2 separate regions of the Homo sapiens genome follow, and region 2 is linked to region 1. A link is an interaction called in ENCODE POLR2A ChIA-PET data of the cell type or tissue named here. Cell type or tissue: OCI-LY7. All regions are shown on one strand. Links, peaks and the distances in the headings refer to the core of each region. The heading gives the core; the rest is flanking DNA. Region 1 holds the start of LOC101928163 (a long non-coding RNA gene). Region 2 holds the start of LOC107984928 (a long non-coding RNA gene).

What was found. Peaks named below come from ENCODE experiments on the same cell type or tissue, not always from the same donor. Only the 100,000 strongest peaks of a DNase experiment are listed, where the experiment ranks them.
Region 2: POLR2A ChIA-PET joins it to region 1 with 8 read pairs; 11 of 35 experiments call an interaction of 5 or more read pairs at or near these places.

What each region holds. Positions count from the first base shown.
Region 1 is chr1:23,520,522-23,529,836 of GRCh38, reverse strand. E2F2 (E2F transcription factor 2) reads left to right here. Exons shown (of 7, transcript NM_004091.4): 2 at 5,349-5,454; 3 at 7,781-8,000; 4 at 8,766-8,924. LOC101928163 (a long non-coding RNA gene) reads right to left here and starts at 7,907. Exons shown (of 3, transcript NR_110799.1): 1 at 7,852-7,907; 2 at 2,767-2,907; 3 at 1,418-2,432. RefSeq lists enhancers at 1,206-1,335, 7,837-9,036 and a silencer at 1,354-1,550. In OCI-LY7, for the core only: no CTCF peak of the experiment used is centred there; DNase peaks (open chromatin) are centred at 3,106, 3,886, 4,586 and 4,886; H3K4me3 peaks cover 2,500 bases; H3K27ac peaks cover 2,500 bases.
Region 2 is chr1:23,572,666-23,581,980 of GRCh38, reverse strand. It overlaps LOC107984928 (a long non-coding RNA gene), which reads left to right and starts at 4,274. Exons shown (of 2, transcript XR_007065540.1): 1 at 4,274-4,554; 2 at 4,648-5,545. LOC124903876 (a long non-coding RNA gene) reads right to left here. Exons shown (of 3, transcript XR_007065537.1): 3 at 8,281-9,234. RefSeq lists an enhancer at 7,135-7,224. In OCI-LY7, for the core only: CTCF peaks have their summits at 5,128 and 5,331; DNase peaks (open chromatin) are centred at 3,480, 4,480 and 5,310; H3K4me3 peaks cover 2,500 bases; H3K27ac peaks cover 2,500 bases.

The DNA.
Region 1 (9,315 bases), core at 2,432-4,931:
AGTGGAATTCCTGGAGCCCGTGTGAATCAAAACAACTTTAGGGTGGGGGGTGGAGTGGGAAAAGCCTGGGGGAGTGGAGGTGGTGGTGGTTGAGGAGCCTGGTTTCTGGTGTGACTCTGCCACTAATTCTCTGTGTGTCCTTGGACAAGTCTTGGACCCAGTCTGGGCTTCAGTGTTCTCTCCTTCACAATGCGTGTGTGCACAGGGTGGCTGTGGGGCTAGCTCTTCTCAGCCACATTCAGCTCCAGGTCCTGGGTTTTGGAAGCAGGCTCCAGGGAGAGGAAGGGGGTGTTGTAGGTTTGCTTAGTTGTGAGTTTGGTGAATAAGTTCGGGTACAGGGATAAGACCACCCCCCACTGCCCCAGAGGCATCTGGTCAGACCTGTGCTAGTCAGCAAGCACGGATGCCCAGCCAGCTCTGGATGCAGGCAGAGCCACCACTCCCTGCCAGTGGACTCAGGCTTTGCCCATGTTCAAAACGTTAACCTTCCTGGAGACCCTTCCTGCACATGATTTCTAACTAGGAGGGCAGTGGGCAGGAATGGTATTATCCCCATTTTACAGGTTAAGCAACCGAGGATAACTGGGATTGGGTATCTTGTGTTCAGTGTTTTATAGCCTAAAACATCTTTGTAGTTCGTGAAATAGATGGCATTAATAGCTCCATGTTACAGGGGGAAACTGAGGCTCAGAGAGGGGATGTGACCTAAGGTCAGAGATGGGGATGGGGTAGAGTGATGGGACTCACAAGGCAGTCAGCTCTTCTGTCTTTTATTTTTTATTTTTTGTAGAGACAGGGGTCTCCCTATGTTCCCCAGGCTGGTCTCAAACTCCTGGGCTCAAGCAATCCTCTTGCCTCAGCCTCCCAAAGTGCTGGGATTACAGGCATGAGCTAGCTACTCTAATGCACCTGGTCAGGCAGCAGGCTCTTCTCTATGTAGCCTTGACTTTTTTTAATACTGCCTAACTTAGGAGCTGAGCTCCCCCCAGGGAAGGGAGCTTTGCGGCAGGCCCACTCTCCTCTGGCCAGCTGCTTTCAGACTGGAAGTTTCAGTAACAGCTGTGGTTTTACACTGCTTTGAACCCTCCCAGAGGAGCCCAAGTACATCTGTCTGTACCTCCCTCCCAGAAGGGCTCAGTGATCTTAGCAAGAAGGTCTCTCTTTTACTGAGTGCCTCTCGTGTGCCAGACACTGCTTGGCACTCTTCACGTTCATTATCTTGGTCAGGATGTCCAGAATGAGGCACCTTGCAGATAAGGAAACTGAGCAAAGAAAGGAAGTCACTTGCCTGGGTCACAAGTGAAGAAGCAGGGGAGTCTCCTTGCAGCAGACCACCCTAAAGCCCTGCCAGGCCCAGAGCTCCCGCTCCTGTCAATCCCCAGATGCCCGGGGCCCAGCCCCGTGGGCAGGCCTGCCCTCTGCTTACTCATTTTACAAGGGCGTGACCTGGAACAGCTCCAAACCCAACCCTGGGTGTGGCCGCTTGCTTTGTGGCCGGGCTGCAAAGTGCAGGGTGAGCAGGATTTGTTGTGGAGCTTCTGTTTAAAGGGACCTCAGGCACTGTCCAAGGATGGCAACCAAGTTCAATGGCAGAATGAAGGCCACAACCCAGATCTCCTGGCTCCCTGTCCAGAGCTCTTTCCAAGTCCTCTGAGGAAGGCTCAGGGAATGCCCCTTTATCGCATGCCTCCTCTGGCCAGGCGCATGGCATCATTCTCTTTCACGCCTGCAGGAAGCTCTGCCCAGGCTGGCTTGCAATAGCGCCATCTCTGCTCACTGCAAACTCCACCTCCCAGGTTCAAATGATTCTCCTGTCTCAGCCTCCCAAGTAGCTGGGATTACTTTTTGTATTTTTAGTAGAGATGGGGTTTCACCATGTTGGCCAGGCTAGCTTCGAACTCCTGACCTCAGGTGATCCACCCGCCTTGGCCTCCCAAAGTGCTGGGATTACAAGCGTGAGCCACCACGCCCGGTCCTCCTTTTCTTTCAATTTGTCTACATTTTCCAGATTTCCTCTTGTGAGGCATGAAAGAAAATAAACATTTTAACACACAACTCTACAAGGCAGGTCAGGTGAGGAGGTGTAGGCTCAGAGAGGCAAGACAGTGAATCCCAGGCTGTTCAGCTACGAAGTGGCAGAGCTGGGATCTGAAAGCAAGGTTCGACCCCTTACATTTGCTCCTACCCCCACCATCTGACTTAGGGCTTAGGAGAGACCAGGCTCCACTCTGCGTGACCTTGGGCAAGTCAATTCCTCTTCCCCAAGTCCCAGTTTCCTCACCGTGGTGCCCGTAAGGGGGTTGTGCCTGGTGATCTCTGACCCTCTGCACTTCTGCAGCTGCCTGAGGAAGGAGCTGTACTCTTCTCCATAGGGGTTGGCAGGGTGGGCTTGCGTCCTGACCAGGCCTTGAAGATCCAGCCAAAGGGGCTGCCTAAGAGCGTCCAGGATAGGGCTAAGCTGGCCTCTGGCTGTGGCCATAGCCTTTGCTCTCCTCCCCTCATCGCAGTCTCTTTTCAGCTCACCCTTGAACTTTCCCCTTTTCCCACTGGTGCTCCCCATACATCAGTGCTAGCAGCTCCCTGGTGGGGGCACTCCCTATGGGCAAAGCGCTTTGCTGCACTATCTCACTGAATCCTCAGCATAGGTGGAGACAATGATGCCCATTTTATAGGTGACTTGACGTCAACTGATTTCCCAGCTAAGAAGGGGAAGGCCTAGATGCAAAGCCAGGCCAGTCTGACTCCAAGACCTGTGCTCAGCCTCACCTTGATGCTGATCCTCCTGGGCTTGTCCTCTGCCACCTGTGTTCTGCAGGTTCAGCCCAAGCCATAGGCTGACTTTCCTCTGGGCACTGTCCAAAGGTGTCAGGGAGGTATCCTTAGGGGGACACTTGCCGCATTGGGACCCTGGGAGTGCAGAATAAGGGTGAAGGAGAGTGAGAAAAGAGAGAAGGCTGTGTGTGTGTGTGTGTGTGTGTGTGTGTGCAAGTACATGCAGTGATGGGGGCAGGTGGGCGTAGCCCAGGCCTTGGCCCAAATTCTAGCAAATCCTGGGGCAGCGTGTGTGGGATGCAGCTGAGGCAGCCTGGTACATGGCTTTGCAGTCAGACAGGCCTGGGTTCAAACCCTGGCTCCGGCCTTTGTGTGACCTTGGGCATGTGCTTACTCTCTGTAAGTCTCCATTTTTTGGCTTCCGAGAGCCAGTGCCAATACTGATGTGGTAGGACTGTTACGAGCATGTAACAGGCTCAGCATAGATATTCTGTTCAAGGTCTTCCTGGGATTCTTTCTGGTTTGTTCTGGCGGGGGAGACAGGTGTGGCTGGGGAGGCTCTGGGCTGCCCCACCTCTGCCTCAGGTAGAACTCCACCTGAGCTTCCCTTCCTCTCCCTGCCCTTGGTGCTCCTGCTGGGGGATATATGAAGAATACTAGGATGTGCAGCCTTGGTCAGGATTGATGGAGGCCTCGGAGCTCCCCAAGCCTCAATTACTTCAGCTGTACAATGGGGATTAGTGGTATGGGAAGATTCAGTGAAGTGATGAATGTTGGGGCGTGGTTCAGGGCATGTGGAAGGTCTCAGCCAGTGACTGGCCCTTTCTCTAGTGACAGCATGGGGCTAAATCTCTAGAATATAGGATTTCACCAGTTAGGAAGGTAGAAAAGGAATATTCAAGAGACTCATTCAAGAATGAGCAGTAAAGTGTTTGGATGGTTTCCAGGTCTCGGTAGTGGTGGAAAGCAAGAGTGTTATATCCAGGCTCCTCAAACCAAGGAGCAGGGCTCCTCACATCAGCCCAGGAAGACTTCCTGGAGGGGGCAGGAGTGGGGGAAGGGGAACTGACAGCAGGAAGAGCTGTCACCACCTCCAACACCTGTCAGCCCAGCTGTGCTCAGCAGCAGTTAGAAGTCTCAGCCCTGCTGAGCATGACCTCACCACTAAATGTTAAAATAGGCCTCTCTGTCCAAGCCAGGGTAGGGGTGTCTGGGGGATCCAGAGTTGGAAAGAGGAAAGAAATGGGCTCGATGACCCCCAGAAGGATGTATGAAGGAAGAGGTCGAGATTAGATTTTAGGGAAGGGACTCTGTGTTTCCTGAACACCTACTGTGTGCTGAGACACAGGCTGAGAACTTTACAGAAGTTAAAGGAGCAGGAGCTAACCAGGGTCTTTCTCCCACATGCAGACAGGGAGCTAAATAAGTGCTTCAAAGGGAAGCCACGCGGGGATTAATTCAGCCTGTTCCAGGGTTTTTAAGATGCAGAGGCTGCCCAGGTAGTGCCTTCCTTGAATCCTTACAATAGCCCCTTGAGGTAGGCATTTTTACCCCATTTACAGAGGAAGAAACTGAGGCTCCTTAGATGTGTAACATTTCCCCCAACTTGTACCGTGAGCCTGCGAAGGAGCTGGAGATTCAAGCATGGGTCTCTGACCTATGTCCCAGTGTCCCAGTGCCCCAGCTCTGCCCCTGCCCTGCCCCTGCCCAGCCCTAACCAGGAGAGAGGCCCTTTCCGGGCCAGTGCAGCTCTGGGCCTAATTGGGGCCCGGGTGGCAACAGGGTGGAGAGGAGCAGATGGGTCTGTGGTTTGATTTCCCCAGCAGGTGTTTCCCAAGCTTGGCGGGAACAGAAAGGGGGAGCTGGAGGGGGGGGGTGGCCTCAGCTGCTTGTCCTTAAGACACGGGAAGGATTCATTGTCTGCCCCTCTCGGCAAAGAAAGAATGGCAAATGCAGTCTATTCAGGAGGCCCTGGGGCCCTCAAGCTGGAGCCCAAACATGGGGGTGGGGATGTTTGCACTGCTTCCCACTGTGGGCACCTCCCTGGGTTGTGGCACTGAGCCAGGAAGTCCCCTGGGTCTGGGCGGATGCCCAGCCCCGCCCTGATAAGGACCAGCTGTGGGACTGTGATGGGCACTCAGTCTAGCTGGGCCAGCTGCTTCTGTAGGGGGGCCCTTTCCCCACCCTGATGTGGTTTAGGCCCCACCCACTGCTTCCTCCTGGTATCATCCTCTGGGTGTGGTGGGGTGAGGAGCAGGTATAGGAGCCGGCTTAGGGCCCGTGGTTAAGGAGCTCTGAGCCCTTGGCCAGACTGGCTTTGGTAGGGTCTCAAGTGCCTGGGCCTCAGAGGATGGGAGTTTTATTTGCCCTTCAGAAAACAAGATTTCCCCTGAAAGCTCACTTCTCAGGTCACTGATGTTTTCCTATCAAGTACAGCAGTGCTTCACCAGGACTGGCGGTAAACTGAGGCACAGAGGTGGCTGCTAAGTGGCTTCATTGCTTTGGCCCCACATCAGGGAAAGGCTAAAGGAGGAATGATTCTCAAACTCTGCCTCTCTCTCCCCCTTTTCTCCAAGGCCAAAAGGAAGCTGGATCTGGAGGGGATTGGGAGGCCCGTCGTCCCTGAGTTCCCAACCCCCAAGGGGAAGTGCATCAGAGTGGATGGCCTCCCCAGCCCCAAAAGTAAGCAGTGCTGATGGGGCCTCTGGGGTGGGGTGGGGCAGGGGCAGAGGGCAGTGCCCTGCCCAATCACTGGTAGTCATATTTGGATCACTTTCCAGTTTACAAAAGCTTCCTGCGTATTTTATTATTTGATCCTGCCAGGTAGGTAGGCTTGTCTGTCTTTACTAATCAGGCAACTTGAGACTCAGAGAGCTTGAGTGACTTGCCCATAGTCTCAGAGTGGAGTCAGGACTAGAGCCTGGACATGTAAATCTTGCATTACTTCTGTGTTTTTTTTTGTTGTTGTTGTTGTTGTTGTTGTTGTTGTTGTGAGACAGGTCTCGCTCTGTCACCAAATGTGGATTGCAGTGGTGCCATCTTGGCTCCCTGCAACCTCCACCTCTGGGGTTCAAGCAACTCTCTCACCTCAGCCTCCCAGGTAGCTGGGACTACAGGTACATGCCACCATCCCTGCCTAATTTTTGTATTTTTAGTAGAGACACAGTTTCACCATGTTGGCCAGGCTGGTCTTAAACTCCTGACCTCAAATGATCCACCCGCCTCGGCCTCCCAAAGTGGTGGGATTACAGGCGTGAGCCACCATGCCTGGCCAGTCTCGCACTACTTCTACCATACCATGTACTGCTCTCATGATCTAAACTCAATGACCAGTGTTTTATTTGGGAATTTATTATTTTTAAAACGTTTTAATGTTTAGGTCAAGGTAAATTTTTCTAAATCAGAAGAGCAGGGGCTAACCAGGGTCTTTCTCCCACATGCAGACAAGGAGCTGAATAAGTGATTCAAAGGGAAGGGAAGCACAGATTAATCCAGTCTCTGCCACCCCAAAGGTTTTTAAGATCCAGAGGCTGCCCAGGTGGTGCCTTCCTAAAGCTAAGTTGGAGGGGGTTGCTGCCTCTTGATATTTTCAGTCAATATCCTGGATAGGCTGAGCGTGGTGGCTCACACCTATAATCCCAGCACTTTGGGAGGCCAAGGTGGGCAGATAACCTGAGGTCAGGAGTTCCAGACCAGCCTGGCCAACGTGGTGAAACCCCGTCTATACTAAAAATACAAAAATTAGCCGGGTGTGGTGGCGCATGCCTGTAATCCCAGCTACTCAGGAGGCCAAGGCAGGAGAATCACTTGAACCTGGGAGGCAGGTTGCAGTGAGCCAAGATCGCACCACTGCACTCCACTCCAGCCTGGGAGAGAGAGTGAGACTCCATCTCCAAAAAAAAAAAAAAATCCTGGTTAGAGCAGGAGTTAAAGCAACTGTGTTTGGGAGGAACACTAGTTTTGGGGGTCCAGGTAGGATTCTGCTCCGACCTGACAGGTCACTCCTGTGAACCTTAGTTGTTGTGAACCTTAGTTGTCTTGTGTAAAAGAAGACACAGCTAGATCAGGAATGGCAAGAAAGTTTCCTCTACATTTGATTGGTCAAGGCTGCCCAGAGCACTGTCTTGAAGGATCCTGAGGCTCATGATAACTGGTCCTCCTCCAGAGGAACCTAAGACTCTAAAATTCAGGTTCCAGAATTACTGGATTGGCCACTAACTTGCTATATGACTTGGAAGTCACTCGATTACAAAAGTCCCCTCGTGGTTTAAGATGCTGCAGCTGAGATGTGGTCTTGCAACATCAACCTCATTGAGAAAGGGACCTTTCTCATGAACCTCCCCGACTTGATGTTACAGGACCGATTTTTCTCAGATAATCATTGTGATTCACATGGGAAGAAAAAGCAAGTGTGTGTCTATAAAAATGCTCTTAAATCCAGGCTTATCATTTCTACCCTATTCTAATTCCAAACTCCGGACATTTAAGTGGCAGGATAGGGTAATGGTTAAGGAAAACTCTGGAGTCAGACTGCCTGGATTTGAATTCCAGCTTTGCCACTTTCTAGCTGAGTGAGCTGAGCAAATTACTTAAACTGTGCCTCAGTATTCTCATCTATAAAATGGGGATGATTGTACAGCAACCCTTACAGGGTGTTGTAGGGCTTAAATGTGTTCGTACATGGAAAGCACTTAGAACAGTGACAGTAGTTGTGGGTGGTGGTCTGGCAGCCCTAAGCTGTGGTGGAAATGTGCATTTAACCAGGAGTCAGGACACTAGGCTTCCAACACTGCCCATTGGCCGTGAGACCTTAAGCAAGTCACCTTCCCTCTTAGGTATCAGGTTCCCTGTCTGGACAGTGGTGGTGATGGATGCCCTGGCTCACACTGCTTTGTAAACTGGAAAGTGGGTGGTGAAAGGTGGTACTTAATGAGCCTAGGTCAATGGACGAGGGTCCTGGGCGGGCCCTCCCCTCCCTGAGCTGTGACTGGGTCCCTTTCTTCTTCAGCCCCCAAATCCCCCGGGGAGAAGACTCGGTATGACACTTCGCTGGGGCTGCTCACCAAGAAGTTCATTTACCTCCTGAGCGAGTCAGAGGATGGGGTCCTGGACCTGAACTGGGCCGCTGAGGTGCTGGACGTGCAGAAGCGGCGCATCTATGACATCACCAACGTGCTGGAAGGCATCCAGCTCATCCGCAAGAAGGCCAAGAACAACATCCAGTGGGTGTGAGTGCCTGGGCGGCCAGTGGTACCCTCCAATGGGTACTTGTGCTGTGGGCGGAGCCAGAGGCAATAGCCAGTGGGTGTGAGTGGCAGGGGCGGGGCTGAGAGCAACATCCAATGGGCACAAGGGCTGAGGCGGACCAAGAGCAACATCCAATAGGCTTATTGCTGGGGGTAGAGCCAATGTATGGTGAGGAAGAGCGCCGTGTACCTGCTGAAGTAATCGGAGAACGTGATGCGGGGCAGAGTGGAGAATGACATCTGGGAGGTGTAAAGGCCAAAGGGAACCTCAGATTCTTCCTCTTGAGTCAGAGATCCCAATATCCACTTCTTCTAGCTTAGGGCAGTCCCCTGGGAGCTAAGTAGGGGGATCCCGGACTCCTTCCAGATCTGAGATAGGAGTACTCCAGCCTCCTCTCTCCATTTCTACAGGGTTTAAAGAGCTGACCTATAGCCCTTGGCATAAATCCTAAGAGAAACCAGGCAGGGGAGGGAGTCAGGACTGAGGCTACTCCAGTTGGAGGAGGCTGGGGCATAGGGATGAACAGAGTCGAGAGCCCCTCAGAAATGGGGTTCAGGTCTTGACTTGTTTTTTCTCCCAAGCCCAACCCCCAAACCTCTGGTTCCAATCCCTGGTAGCTCCCTGAGAGACAGGCATGACCACTGATTTCCACAACCCAGGGAAGCACCCTCATAGACTATTTTTTGAATGACCTTGTTCTGGAGTTTCACCCACAGACTGACACTGGGGGGCTGCTCTGTTCCCAGAGGCAGGGGAATGTTTGAAGACCCCACCAGACCTGGGAAGCAGCAACAGCTGGGGCAGGAGCTGAAGGAGCTGATGAACACGGAGCAGGCCTTGGACCAGCTCATCCAGAGCTGCTCTCTGAGCTTCAAGCACCTGACTGAGGACAAGGCCAACAAGAGATATCCTCCTTGGTTGGGGGAAGGTGTCAGGGAGCAGGAACCTGTTGCATGTTTATATCTATCCTGAGTTGATTCAGTAACTTACCCTAAGGGTCTGGCATCTGTTTCTTCCTTCCTGGGTGGCTTTTCTTCTCAAGTCTATTTTTAAAATTATTTATTTATTTTTTTTAGAGACAAGGACTCATTCCGTCATCCAGGCTGTAGTACAATGGCATGATCATAGCTCGCTATAGCCTCGCCCTCCTGGGTTCAAGTGATCCTCCCACCGCAGCCTCCTGAATAGCTGGAACTACAGTCATGTGCCACCATGCCTGGCTAATTCTTTATTTTTTGTATAGACAGGGTCTCGCTTTGTTGCCCAGGCTGGTCTCTAACTCTTGGCTTCAGTCGA
Region 2 (9,315 bases), core at 3,072-5,571, 52 kb before region 1:
GTGGGTGGATCACAAGGTCAGGAGATCGAGACCATCCTGGCTAACATGGTGAAACCCCGTCTCTACTAAAAAATACAAAAAATTAGCCGGGCGTGGTGGCACGCGCCTGTAGTTCCAGCTACTTGGGAGGCTGAGGCAGGAGAATGGCATGAACCCGGGAGGCAGAGCTTGCAGTGAGCTGAGATCACGCCACTGCAATCCAGCCTGGGCGACAGAGACTCCATCTCAAAAAAAAAAAAAAAAAAAAAAGAATTGAGCCTTCTTAGGGTGCCCCTTGCTTCCACCACGCGCCACCTCCTTACCTTCAGGGGTCCCTGGGGCACTAATACCCCAGGGCTTAGAGGAACCCAGTTTGAAAACCACTGGACAAGAGTCACTCTTCACAGTCCCTCCCAAGGTGTGGGAGCCCTGGGGAGGAATGAAGGGCCTCTGCTGTCCCAACTTGCAGATGAGCGTTGCTTTCTGAGCTGCAGCCCAGCTGCCTCCCGAGGGTCATGAGAAAGAAGGCAAGGGCAGGCTCAGGGCGCAGGAAGTGGAGCCGGCCAGCTGGGAGGCAGTAACAGGCGCTGGTACTGTGGCCTCCTGGATGGGCCGGTGACATCACAACCCCAGGAAGCAGCTGCCCAAGAGGCCTGCGCTGTCCCTCATTCCTCCTCTGGGAAAATCAGTCCCCAGCTGTTGCCGTCCTCTGTGTACTGGCTTACTCTTCCTGGATTGTCCCCTCCTGAACCAGCATCTTCAGCAGTAGCATCTTCAGAGAGAAGCCTCCCCTATGTGCTGGAACTGTGCTACCCTCTGTGGCACAGCTCGTAACAGCATGCTTTTAAAATTATCGTTTAATTTAATCATCACATCAACATCAAGTAGGGACCAGTACCATTCCCATTTTGCAAACTATGAGAGGCTCAGAAGTGCAAGACAGATCACACAGTTTCACCCAGCTGGTAAACACCAGAGCCAGGCTTTGAACCTTGTCCTGTCTGACTCCAATATTCATGAGTTTTCTTGAGTTACCACATGGTCAGATTCAAAGCAAAAACACGAGGTGGAGGTTGCTTCTTATGTGGCAATGTGAAGCTGTCAATTTCAAACACAGTTTCTTTGTTAATGGCGTTCCTGGCCTATTATCATCCAAGCGGAGTCTTAGGATGCGATAAAGGGCTTAGCACACTGTCTGGCACTCTACAAATGCAGCTTTACTCTGGCTCTCCCCTTTACAAAGGAAGAAACTGAGGCTCAGGGGAGCAAAGTCAAGACCATAGGACAGGCAGGTGCCAACCCCAGGTCTGTCAGGCCCCAGAGTGGAAGCTGTTTCCCCAAAACCCTGAATTTCATAGGCGGGAAAGTCCTGCTCACCTTCTGTGCTCATCTCGTAGGGTTGCTGTTACAAACTACCACAAACTCAGTGGCTTAAAACAATAGAAATTTGTTCTCTCACAGTTCTAGAGGCCAGCAGTCCAAAAGCAGGTGTCGCCAGGGTGGGGTTACCCTGAAGGCTCTGAGGGGGAATCTGCTCCATGCCCCTCTGCTAGCTTCTACAGGTGGCCTTAACATGCCTTGGTTTGAGGCTTCATAAGTCCAATTTCGGCCTCCATCTTCAATTGTACTTCTTCTCACTGTGTCTCTGTGTCTTAAATCTTACTTTCCTTTCTCTCTCTTTTTTTTTTCTTTTTGAGATGGAATCTCGCTCTGTCACCCAGGCTGGAGTGCAGTGGCACCATCTCGGCTCACTGCAACCTCCACCTCCTGATTTCAAGCAATTCTCCTGCCTCAGCCTCCTGAGTAGCTGGGATTACAGGCTTGCACCACCACGTCCGGCTAATTTTTGTATTTTTAGTAGAGATGGGGTTTCACTATGTTAGCCAGGCTGGTCTCAAACTCCTGACCTCATGATCCGCCCATCTCGGCCTCCCAAAGTGCTGTGATTACAGATGTGAGCCACCGTGCCTGGTCTCCTTTCTCTTATAAGCACATCAGTCCTTGGATTTAGGTCCCACCAAAAATACAGGATATCATTTCAAGATCCTTAATTCTATCTTTAGATACCCTATTTCCAAATAAGGTCCCATTCACAGGTACTGGGTATTAAAATTTAACACATATCTGGCCGGGCACAGTGGCTCACGCCTGTAATCCCAACACTTTGGGAAGCCGAGGCAGGTGGATCACATGGTCAGGAGATCTAGACCATCCTGGCTAACACGGTGAAACCCCGTCTCTACTAAAAATACAAAAACTTAGCCAGGCATGGTGGCCGGCGCCTGTAGTCCCAGCTACTCAGGAGGCTGAGGCAGGAGTATGGTGTGAACTCGGGAGTCAGAGCTTGCAGTGAGCCGAGATCGCACCACTGCACTCCAGCCTGGGCAACAGAGCAAGACTCTATCTAAAAAAAAAAAAAAAAAAAAAAAAAAAAATTAACACATATCTTTTGGGGAACATCACTACTCAACCTATTGTTATCACCACCACCACCACCACTACCACCCTGGCTCAGCAAATCTTCACTGAGCATGAGCAGTGTGCCAGCCAGGGGCACAGCAGTCATACTACATTAGTGCTGCCTATGGTCTAGTGGGAAAGGTAGACAAGGCACAGGTAATGGTGGGGTGATGATTTTTTTTATTTGAGATGGGGTCTCACTCTGTCACCCAGGCTGGAGTACAGTGGCACAATCTTCGCTCAATGCAGCCTCCACCTTTTGGGCTCAAATGATCCTCCCACCTCAGCCTCCCCAGTAGCTGAGACCACAGATGTGCACTACCAGGCCTGGCTAATTTTTCATTTTTTTGTAGAGATGGGGTTTTGCCATGTTGCTCAGGCTGATGTCGAACTCCTGAGTTCAAGCAATCTACCCGCCTCAGCCTCCCCAAAGTGTTGGGACTATAGGCGTGAGTCACCACGCCTGATGCAGAGTGGTTTCTAAACTAACTGTAGAAATACAAATATGGGCTCACAACGGAGAGAACAGGTAATATTGCCTGAGATGGGATAAAGCAGGGAGCACAGTATATGTCCTATTAATTAATCAAGACACTTCAGGGAAATCTATTTGCAGAAAAAAGCAACAGAGAAGAAGAGAAAGTCTGAACTTCAACTTTTAAGACAGAAAGCCCTCAAATGCAGACTTTACCTGTCTGTGCCTCAGTTCTCTTATCTGTAAAATGGGAATACTAATAGAATTGGTCTCATAGGGTTATTGTTAGGTTTAAGCCAAATCACTGAAGCATTCGTTGAACAAATATTTATTGAACATCTTCTACATACCAGGCACATTATATACAGTAAAGAGCTAGCAAAATGCCCGTCACCAATAAAACACTTAATAAATGTCAGTGCCTGTCCTCTTTCCCCCAATTCATAAGTTAGATAAAACTTCAGGACAGAAGTACAAGAGAGATCATAAGGCAGGACAGGCTAAAGGCCAAGTCAAGAGCATGAGATATGTGTGTTTAGAGAACAGCGAGGATGTGGCCAGATGGGTCTGCGAATGCTTCCTGGAGGAAGTGGGCTTTGCATCAGAACTTGGAGGATACACAAGGAGAGGAGGGAGGACTCCATGCAGCAATGATGGCATAAACAAAAACTGGGGCAAGGAAATTAGATAAGAAACATGTTTGATCCAGACACTGACCCTTTCTGTAAGATTCTGGATTTTTGGAGGGCAAATGAAGCAACAGTGAAAGTTCAAGATTTTCTAAATCTAAAACAAAATCAAGGGTAAGTACAGATGAAAATGTACTTAACCGTATCACAAGCATTTGCATTTCTTTCAATTTTGCTCCAACTTTGGTATCACTTTTTATGCAGGGCATTTCCCATAGGGAATAGTTCCATGTGTTTCTACTATGTATATTTAGATTGTCTGCTTTTCCTGTTCAATGTGGCTCCTGAAGGCAGGGGCTGTATTTTATCGCCAGTACATTGCTGGTGCTTGGCATATAGTGAGCACTCAGTAAGCATTTCATCGAATGAATTACTTTTATATTTCTATTTTACATAAAAGCATGAAATTTTGAATTTGTGCTAAAATTCTTAATCCTGGCCTAGGGCAAGTATAATATTGATATGTATAAGGAAAGCCAGGCAGGATTGTTTAGCTGGAGACAGCTTCTAGAATGACCAGCCCAGGATCCAGTAGGACTTGCTGGAGCCACACAGAGGCCTTGCTAAACTAAAATTATGAATTCGCAGGCTGTGCTACGAACCCATTAGGCTATGTTGCTTTAAACTCGGGTCAGCCAACCAAAAGGTGGATGCAAAAGACTTTCTTTAAACAAGCCAGCAGCTTGAGGCTTGAAATAGAACAGAAAGGGAATTCACAGGACTCAACCTTGTCTTCTGTCTGGAGCTCTTGAGACCCAAGGATACTGGCCAGGCGAACCACACTGCGATAAGAAACAGCAGCTGAAAGTTTGTTTTTGGAGCCACCAGATCCAGTGGGTGGACTGTGTCTTGAAATAGAAGCATCTCAAAGGCCTGTGAATCATTTCTTAGTGCCGGCCTGCAAGGTTTCATATCCTGTTCTCAGAGCTACCTTGGGTGCTGTATGTATATGTATGTGTGTGTATTGTTTTCAGGGTTGTTTGCCTAGGATTTGGTTTTGAAACTTTTACTTTCTTTTAATAGCTTTTTTTTTTTTTTTTTAAGCTGGAAGAATTTTTCAAATGGTTTTTGCGAGAAAGTTCAAACCCTGGAATGACTAAGTCGCTGGAAGAATTTGGACTTTGTGAGGGGAATTTGCACTTGGTATGAATCACCCAGTCACTGATTCCTGCAGTGAGAAGACCTTTCGGAAAGCTTCTGGGTCAGCCCCCTCGTACACATGGGGAAACCGAGGCTCAAGGAGGGGAAGGACTTCAGCCAAGGTCCCACAGCATGTCTGTGGAAATGACAGGACTGGAATCAGGTCTAGCTCCTGGAACAGCTTTGGATTTGCAAGAAGCTCTCAAGCACCCAGTCTCCATAGGTGGGCACATTTTCCAAACAGTAGAGGAACAGAAAGAACAAGAGGGTTCTGAGGAGTTAGAACTCACCATAGAGTTATGGAAGGAATGGGGAAGGGATTGCCGGAAGGTATTTTATATGAAATAGCTCATTTAATCCTCCCCAGGATCCTATTAGGCAGTGGTTCTAAACTAGGGTTGATTTTGCCCCCAGAGGACATTTGGCAAGATCAGGGGACATTTTAGGTTTGTCACAGCTTGAGTGGGAGTTGCTACTGGCATCTCTTGGCAGTGAATACCCTATGTGGTAGAGGCCAGGGATACCGCTAAACATCCTGCAATGCACAGGACAGCCTCACAACAAAGAATTATCCAGCCCAAAATGTCAATAGTGTTGGGTCTGAGAAGCCCTGCTATGCAGAGGGCGCTTGTATATACATATCAATTTAACAGCCAAGAAAGCCGAGGCTCAGAAAGTGTAGCCACTCGCTAGCCACGTGGTCTTGGGCAAATTAGCCTCTCTGTGTCTCAGTTTCCTTATCTGTAAAATGGAGGCAACAGTACCTCTGTTACCTAAATAAACATTTGTAAAGCACTTAGAATGGTGCCTGGCACATAGTGTTACATGAATGTTTGCTAAAAATATATAAACAAGCTTACCCAGGAAACACGGAAAGTAAAAGAATTGTAATGAAAGCCCAGGTGAAAAAAATCTAAAGAGACTTAAGGACATGGGGGCTGGAATATGAGAGACCTCCTGGGGGTGTACAGCCCTGTGAGCAGGTAAGGCTGTCCACCGTGTGACATCCTATGTTCCCTGCCACCCCCCACCACCAGTAGCCATGAGGTTTTCCTTCTCAGACACTGCTACCTTAAATGCACTTCATCTTTTTAGGTTAAAATGATATGCACTTCAACATGAATCTCCTTGGCAAGTATCTGACACAGTAAGCCACTATCAGTCACTAAGAATAATTCAGGATAAATTAGTTTTTCAGTTGCCTCCCAACAAATAGGCCGAATGCAGGTTATACTGAGAGTGGAAGGTAAACAGAGGCTGACAGCTTAGTGTTCAGAGGCAGGCTTAGGACAGTGCTGGCAGGTGCACAGTTGTCCTCAGCAATCCTAGACCATCAGTCATTCCCCTACCAGCCAGCACCACCTAGAACAGGCCTCAAGTCTGGGCCCTGCCTAGCTTTGCACCCCCTTTCAGAACCTGCTCCTGACCCTCCCCCACCTTCAGCTCTCCTGGTCTTTTTACTCAGTCTGGGGCCTATTCCCTACTTTCCCACTTTGACCTCTAATCCTGTCCTCAGTCAGAGCCCAGATTCCTCCACCAGCTGCTGAGACCTGCCAACTTGCTAAGTGATTGCCCTACTCAATGCTGAAGGCCTGACATATCAGCCCGGCTCTCTCAGCAAGCCCCAGGGCTGTGAAGGAAACTGGGCAGAGGGTGTCACAAGAGTGGAGGGAGAAAAAACCAAAGCAAGGGTCACCCATATCTCTACTCTGCCCAGAACCCGCCTGCTACGCCTATTCATTAGAACATTCATGGCCATTTACCGAGCTCTTTAAGCTATGAGTCTTGCACACTTACAACAGCTCTCACAGCTGTGCCCCACTCCCCCATCCCTGGAGACCTACAAGGGCCCATATTAACTGTATTACTTCTCTATTGCTGCTATAACAAAATGACTACAAACTTAGTCACTTAAAACAACTTAAGTTTATGCTCTCAAACCAACCTGATCTCACTGGGCTAAAATCAGGGTGTTTGCAGGGACTTCCCTTTCGGAGAATCTGGAAGATAATTGATTTCCTTGCCTTTTCCAGCTTCTGGAGGCTGCCAACATTCCTTGGGTTGTGACCCCTTCCTTCATTTTCAAAGCCAGCAACATGGCATCTCTCTGACCCTGTTTTCGTGGTTGCCTCTCTTTCTCTGACTCTTTTCTGCTGCCCTCTCCCACTTTTAAGGACCCTTCTGATTCCATTGGACCCACCTAGATAATCCTGCATAGCAACCTTCATTCCATCTGCAAACTTAATTCCCACTTGCCGTGTAACAGTACATTCACAAATTATAGGGATTAGGACACAGACATCTTTGGAGGTGACTATGATCCTGCCTACCATGTTAACCAACCCAGAGTGGCGGGGACCATACAACCCAGAGAGCTTGTGCTCCTTCTCAAGGGAGCAACTGCTGCTCAGCTCCAGCTGTCATCATCATGCATCAGTATGGGTTCAGTGTGGCTGAGTCTGCCAATATTTCAAGTGAAATCAGAAAATTGGACTTTCAGGTGAAGATTTCCAATTCTGACATCACTGTGCAGACCAAAAAAGAACAAAAAATCTCATAGGCTAGATATAGCCTGAAGCCACCCAGGTGTGACCTCTGGGTCCACCTCTACCACATCAGCTGTGTGAGATGATGAGATTTCTCTGGCATTTACAGGCTCTGCAGGTTCTGGGGGATGGAGAACCAGTCAGGCCTAGAGGCCAGAGAGAATGTGGTCAGGAGCATAGCGGGTACTGAAGGGGGTGCCTCAGGGGAAAGTTCAGAGGGAGAAGGGACTGACCATCTCCCTAAGGGACTAACCATCACCTGCAGGAAGCAGCAGTGCCTCAAAGGGTACAGGAAATCAGGCTGAGGCCGACCTGAAGAAATCAACCAGAGTAAGGTGGGCTTTATGGCTTGTGACCTCAGAACAAATCAAGCACACTCTTTCTACTTTCAAAAAGTATCAGTTCTTCCCCTCCCCACAAAACTAGCAACATTGGCTGACTGTGAGAAGAGGATGGCAGGGGCCGGGGTGAGAAGGAGGCCTTTCACTTTATGCCTCTCGAGCTTTTTGAGTTTTTAACCAGGTGAAAGTATTACCTACTTAAAACATTAAATTCAAAAGCTTTTATTCATTTAAAAATATTTTAAAATACAATCGATTACATTAGAGGTAAAAACACAAAAGTAGTTGTCATGGTGATGCTACTGCACTTCCATGAAGATGGTATGTGTGGTCATATAACAGGATGGTTTAGAAATGGTGAAATCTTCATACATTTGGCTAATTACTCCGGACCCATCGCCTGTCATTCAAACTGATGGCTGCTTTTCCTTATCCTTACATGCCAGCACTTGAATAAACCAGGTTGGTGTCTTTTGGAGTTCTTTTCCATTCTGACTGGCACAAAGCTAAGGCTCTGGAGTCAGTCGGCTTGCCTCTTCCATGCTGTGTGACCTTGAACAACATGCTTAGCCTCTCTGAGCCTGTTTCCTCATCTGTATAATGGCTTCATAGGCTTTTTATGAAGATAAATGAGTTAATGTGTATAAAGCACTTGAAACAGCACAAAATCAGTGCCCATAAATGTTGACACTTATTATTAACTATTTTCATTATTCTTTTAATCTTGTTTATTTTTGAGTGGGGGGATTATTAAAACCATAACTTAAGACATGTAACAAAACATAAGTAACGTAGGTGAACTAAAATGAAGCGAATTTAACCTCTGGTCCCCCAAATCCTTACAAGCGCCCTCTTAACAGGAGTATCATTGTCTATTTCATAGATAGAAAAACTGAAGCTTGGGGAAAGTGAGTGAGTTGCTCTAGGACACTGAGTTTGGAAATAGAAAAGATAGGAGCTTGAACCGCGTTTTCAAGACTCCAGATCCCATGGCTTTCAACTCGAGGCTGTCCTACAGTATGATTATAAAGTAACAGGTGCTCCTTCCTTATTTGGTCCAAAAGAAAAAAAAATTGCAGGGCTCAGAGGGGAACTTGGCTTTTTGATTTGTTCAGTTTGGGGTCAGCCCTTCCTTGCTCCTGGCCCCAGATTCAGTAGATTCCAGGGTGGGGGGGTCAGGTCAGCAGGTCTCTGGCTTATATTCTGGCCTCAGCTTTGGAGCCAAGTTATTCTCTCCCCTGGGAGGGAGTCAGGGTTGGGGAGGGGGTGTCAGAGCCTGGAGACTGCTGTGGATGTCCCTGGCCCAGCTGTGGCCTGAGCTTTCTCACCAGGAGGCTTTCCCAGCATCCCCACTCTTCCCCAGGCCTTCTGCCATCTCTCCCAATTCTCACCATCCAAGAAGTAGTTGTTGCAGCTTGAAAACATGGCTGCTAGCAAACTTGTGGGTTAAATGCCCCAGGAAGATGGAGCGCACTGCCCAAGCAATTTCCAGGAAGCAGGACAGCCCAGAGGTCAGGAACACTTTGCAGTTTTGAAATTTGGCTCTTTTGCTTCTAGCTCTTCGGTCTTAGGCGGGTGGCTTCACCTTTCTGATGCTTCCGCAACTGTGAAATGGGATGATAATAGTATCTGTCACAAAAGTTGTTTGGAAGCCTGGGCAGCATAGAGAGACCCTGTCTCTACAA